2 separate regions of the Homo sapiens genome follow, and region 1 is linked to region 2. A link is a loop called in an ENCODE intact Hi-C map of the cell type or tissue named here. Cell type or tissue: Caco-2. All regions are shown on one strand. Each heading gives the region's core, and the rest is flanking DNA. Links, peaks and the distances in the headings are about the cores only.

The links. A loop is a pair of places that touch in the nucleus more often than their neighbours do. Peaks named below come from ENCODE experiments on the same cell type or tissue, not always from the same donor. Only the 100,000 strongest peaks of a DNase experiment are listed, where the experiment ranks them.
Region 1: a loop joins it to region 2, with 29 times the contacts of the local background. A loop is called at or near these places in 3 of 110 quality-filtered maps.

What each region holds. Positions count from the first base shown.
Region 1 is chr3:174,353,787-174,356,721 of GRCh38, forward strand. No RefSeq gene overlaps it. Among named protein-coding and RNA genes, the nearest start is that of NLGN1-AS1, 430 kb to the left of the region's middle. In Caco-2, for the core only: a CTCF peak has its summit at 1,867 (motif pointing right); no DNase peak of the experiment used is centred there.
Region 2 is chr3:174,619,064-174,621,998 of GRCh38, forward strand. It overlaps a transcript of NAALADL2 not described here. Among named protein-coding and RNA genes, the nearest start is that of NAALADL2, 240 kb to the right of the region's middle. In Caco-2, for the core only: no CTCF peak of the experiment used is centred there; no DNase peak of the experiment used is centred there.

The DNA.
Region 1 (2,935 bases), core at 305-2,804, 270 kb before region 2:
AAGTTTGATTTGTGTCCTCATTTCATCAGAGAAGAAATGGATGTACAGGCCATAAGAAACTTAGCCCATGCTGCATAATTTATAAAAGTTGTGTAGTTGTTCTTTATTTTTTATTTATAAAAAATATAAATTTTTTTTATATTTTTTTATTTATAAAAATATAATATTTTTTATTTTATTTTTTATTTTTTATTTATTAAAGTGTAGTTGTTTTTCCCTCATGTTTGTGTAAGTCAAAAGCCTAGTTCTGAAGAAAACAATATGGCAGTTTTATAAAAATGTATATATAAGTATACCATACAACTCAACAATTTCACTTCTAAAATCCTACCCCAGAGAAATAAAAGCTCATGTCCTTATAGACTTGCATATGAATGTTAATAGCAGAATTATTCCTAATATACAAAATGTAGGAAAACAATCCATGTCCATGAGTGAGTGGATACAGCTCTGTTTACAGGAACAGCACTCAAGTGACTATTAAAACATAATACAATTTAAATGTGACAACTGATGGAAACAGTTGCACCGGGCACCACACATTGGCACTCATTTTATAAAAATGTGTATATAAGTTTATCATACAACTCAATAATTTCACTTCTAAAATCCTACCCCAGAGAAATAAAAGCTCATGTCCATATAGACTTGCATGTGAATATTAATAGCAGAATTATTCCTAATATACAAAATGTAGAAAAAAATCCATGTCCACGAGTGAGTGGATAAAAATCCATGTCCATGAGTGAATGGATAATCCAAATCCATGGGTGAGTGGATAAAATATATTATAACTATACAATGGAATTTTATTCAACAATAAACAGGAATTAAATACTACAACATAGATAAACCTCAAAAATATTATGAAAAGTGAAAGACGCCAAAAACAAAAGATCACATATTATGATTCCATACATGCAAAATGTCAAGAAAGGCAAATCTAAGAAGATAGACAGTTGTTAGATGTTCCCTGGCTTTTGAAGTGAAATGGAGATTAAATCTAAATGGATACAAAGAATCTTACTGGGGAGATGGAAGTGTTCTACAAACTGGATTGTGGTGATGGTTGCATAACTGTAAATTAACAAAAATATTTCAATTGTGCATTTTATATGGGGTAATTTTATGCAATGTTAATTATACCTCAATAAAGTTGTTTTTAAAATTATGGAGAGAAACTAGATCAAAGTGATGGTTGCACAACATTTGAATGTACTAAATGCCACTGAATTGTACACTTTAAAATGATTAATTTTGTGTTCTGTAAATGTTACCTAAATTTATAAAAGGCACTAAAAAGTTATGGACATTTTCAGAATGTGTGTATTTTTAAGTTTGTTTTATGATGTTTTTATTCAGGTATTTATATGTATAATAAGCAGAAAATTAAAAAGAAAAGAGATTTTTCTTAAAATTGTTCATTATTCTACCACCTAGGAATAACAGTGAACTTGTGGGCATATATCCTGTGATTATTTTTTCTGTGTTTTTACCAAACATATAATCATACCATATACACTGTTGTGTAATATGCTTTTGCAGCCTAACAATACATATAAATATCATACTATGTCAATGAGATGACATGGTTTTGAAATTTGAAAATCAAATACCCACCTCACTTAATGATGAAATCCATTCTTTGGAAGATACAATGGCCAATCCATGCAGTGCACACTGAATAATTAACCGCCATTGTCTGTATGTCAAATGCTATGGACTAAATTATGTCCCTTCAAAATTCATATATTGAAGTTCTAACCCCCAGGTGACTGTATTTGGAGATAGGGCCTATAAGGAGATAATTAAGGTTAAATGAGGTCATAAGGGCAAGGCTTCGACCAAGTAGGATTAGTGTGCTGATAAGAAGAGACACCAGAGGGCTCACTCTCTCTTTTTTCTGCCATATGAGGACATGGCCAGAAGGAAAGCTGTTTTGCAAGCCAGGAAGAGAAATCTCACCAGGAAACTAATTGGACAAGATCTTGATCTTGGACTTTCCAGCTTCTAGAGCTGTGAGAAATACATTTCTGTTGTTTATTCTACCTAATCTATGGTATTCTGTTATGGCAGCCCAAGTAGATAAATACTCCATATCTTCCAAGCTAACCTACCTCCTGGACTAATCAAGAAAGCATGTAATAGCATTTCTTGAGTGTGAATTATTATATTTCAAGTTTTGTTACTAGATTGTTTGTTTTGTTTTGAGATGGAGTCTCACTCTGTTCCCCAGGCTGGAGTGCAGTGGCACAATCTCTGTTCACTGCAACCTCTGCCTCCCAGGTTCAAGCAACTCTCCTGCCTCAGCCTCCCGAGTAGCTGGGATTATAGGCATGCACCACCATACCTGGCTAATTTTTGTATTTTTATTAGAGAAGGGGTTTCACCATGTTGGCCACGCTGCTCTCGAACCCCTGACCTCAAATGATCTGCCCGCCTCAGCTTCCCGAAGTGCTCGGATTGCAGGTGTGAGCCACCACACCCACCCAATGTACTAGACACTTTAAATATGTTAGTTTATTTTTAGAACCTTCATTTCTAAAATTACTTCACAAATGAAGAAGCCAGGATCCAGGAAACCAGAAAAGAAAACTAACTTACTCAAACTCATGCAGCTACTTACCTGCCAGAGCTTGAATTTGAACTTATATATGTTTGACTGCAGGGGCTATGTGCCTGCCATAACAATGTGCTGCACACTGTATCCCAGGAGGACAAGAGACTGCTACAGCTAAGAAACTTTGCTAGGAATTAATAGTGCAGATATATTTTCGAAATGAATTTTCACCTAGATACAGTTTTATGCATAATCTACTATGTGCTAAATATCATTTATGAAGGCAATAAATGCCAGGCTGTAGAGTTTTTATTTTATGTTGCAGTCCAGAAGTCAGCTAAACTTTTTTTCTATAAAGCATAAGATGGTGACTAG
Region 2 (2,935 bases), core at 189-2,688:
TTTTACATTGGTCAAGGTTAAAGCAGAAGTAAATCCTCCTAGATACTGAAATTAGATTTATGTCAGTTTTTACTAATAGGAGACAGATGGGTAGATCACTTTGCTTCTACTCTCTTGTTACAGATGTTTAGTGAAATTGTGTAAATTTAAAAATCTATTTTCCCTTTAAATGGTCTGAGCAGGGTTTTCATTTATACATTACATTTGAAATTAGCTTGAACAACCTTTTCAATCCCAGCACCATGGGTTTTCTTGACTATTCATTGTTGCCTTTCTATCTCTTTATATTTACAGTTGGAAGGTTGATGCCAAGTTTTGTAAAACATGTTCTCTTCCATGCTGAGATCCTCTATGCCAACAATCTCCCTAGAGTGTGTGCTTTAGTAATAAGCCCTGAAAATGGGAACTGATAATGGAAATACTGGCAGCCCCTTTACAACAGGGGTGCTAGCCTGTTTCTGTAATTAGGAATGTGATTAGAAATAAGAGTTGCTTTTGGTCTTCAATTTCAAGCCATGAAATGAAGGGATTTTAGTTTGTCTCATTTTTGGCAAATGGCAAATTTCAGTAACACTTCAGCTTCCTGAGTCTGGCCACAAATAACCTGTTGTTTGAATGTGTTTTCAAAGCGTCCTAACTGTGCTTTCTTAATCTATTTGTAACCACAGCTTTCTTTTTGAAAATAATTATTTCCCTGATTGTCTTCTTAATATTTTTAGGGTTTATTTTCTTATTTCTTCCCACCAATCCCAGATTTCAGTGTGTTGTCATCTATGACATAAAATAGCAAAATAATAATAACAATAGTATTTATCAAATAGTTATTATATACTATGCACTATGCTAGGTGAATTACATGCATTTTTCATTTAATTTTCTTGTCAGTTCTATACAGTAGACACTATTATTACTTCCCATCTTATGTATGAGGGAAGCACAAGCATGTATCTAAAAAGCGATAGAGCCCATATTCTCTATCACTGTGCTGTGTCAACACTTTATATTACAAAGTACCCCGATCCACAGGTAACTGTTTTACTTAAATCAATGTTAATCTCCTTGGTCATTTATTCATGGCCATCCTCTTTCATTTGGAAAATATTAATTAACACCTACTATGTGCCTGACACTTTGAAAGGCTCTGGGAATATAAGGATGAATGAGTCCACTTCTTGTCCTTGAGATGGTTACAGATGAATTAAATAAAACATAGCAACACCTACAACCATAAATATCAAAATGGGCACTGAGTCACCCGATGTACCGTTGTAAATGCACAAGGGTGCTGTGAAATATTTAAAATTTTTATGGGAAACACAGCAACACCTACTGGATATTACATGAACTACTTTCAGTTTATGTGTGTTTTTTGTTTTGTTTTGTTTTTTTCAACTGGCTACTAAGTTAATAGGGCATTAATACTTGTGGAATTGTTTAGACCTACTCATTTAATAAACAGAACTGATACAGATTTCTTTTGGCCTAGAATATTGTGAAAAATATTACTAAGGATACTATTAACAGAGAATATTTAGGACTCTCTGGCCCAAGGAAAGATGTTTGATATTTTTATCAGAGCAATTAAAGAACCCTTAAACAAAACTGAACTAGGAAAATCTTGTAGGTACCAAGGGTTCAGGAGATCAAAATGGGACTGTGAAACTGGTTATGAAAGTGATATTCAGTTGGGTGCACATAAATACTTATGTATTTTACTCACAAAGATATTCAAATAAATCTCATTTTGATGAACTTGAGTTATTTTGAATCCAAATTATGAAAGATTTTTAGGAAATAGGTCAAAACACTTTGAGTGAGCTAATTACATGATTTGGCTTATGTTTAAATAATAAAAACATAATAGGCTATCAATCTTATATTTGAAGATGGCATTTTTGACACTTTATTTTACTGCTTCTAACCTTAGGTAAACTGAATGTACTGACTAGGAAGAGCGTATTATGCTGTCACCTTAAGAATATATAATTATAACATCTCAGCAGATGGGTAGACATCTCATAGAAAAATAACTGTAAATCTGAGGGAGAGATGTATTTGACAGTCTAACATCTCCACACTTCTAGTTTCCTTTAGTTCAGAATTGCCGCAAGCTTCTCTAGTAATTTGAGGCCTTGAAGCACTTTGAAATTGCTAGCAATGTTTCCCTAGCTACTTTTTTCATGAAAAGATGATTATGTGATGCTAAGAGGATTTGTTGACAAGAGGAAAATTTTTTATCGCACAAGTCTGCTTTCAAGGAAAAAAAACGAATCAATGAAAAATAGCAGTTGGATCATTTTCTGACAGATTAGAGAGATTATCACTGGGACTTGATCCATCATCTTAGAGCTAAGATTTAACTATACTATTCATATCATCAACTGAAGGACTAAAGGATGAGAAAATATGAAAGCTCCATTAGGGATAATATATGTAGGATAAAATAATATACATGAAATAAATGATGACCCTTGAGGTCTATATATATAGACCTCATGTAATGAGGAATTTGGTGGCATTATAGAAAAGATCACTTTAATTTAGAAAAAAGGATCAGGACTCAACCCTTGTTTCTGCCATTTATTTAGAAATACAACCTTAAACTTGTTATTTTACCCCCATTGACTCTGTGTTTCCACAACTAGAAAAGAACGTTGCAGGAGGGAGTAAATGAGACAATCCAGGCAAAATACTATACTTACGCAGGGCCTTGTATGTAATAAGTATAATGGGTCACGTTTGACTGTTGGCAAAAGAGTCACTAATTAGATGTAAAAAATAGAAGCTTATTTATTAATTTATTGTAAGGAACATGTGAAAAAGTTGCAGTCGTCATCCAGTAGGTGGTTTCATAATTTCATTAGCATTCATCTGTTTGCTTCACCATCCCTAACAAAGGACTCTCAAGATCTCATCCTGGTTTAAGCTCTAGCCA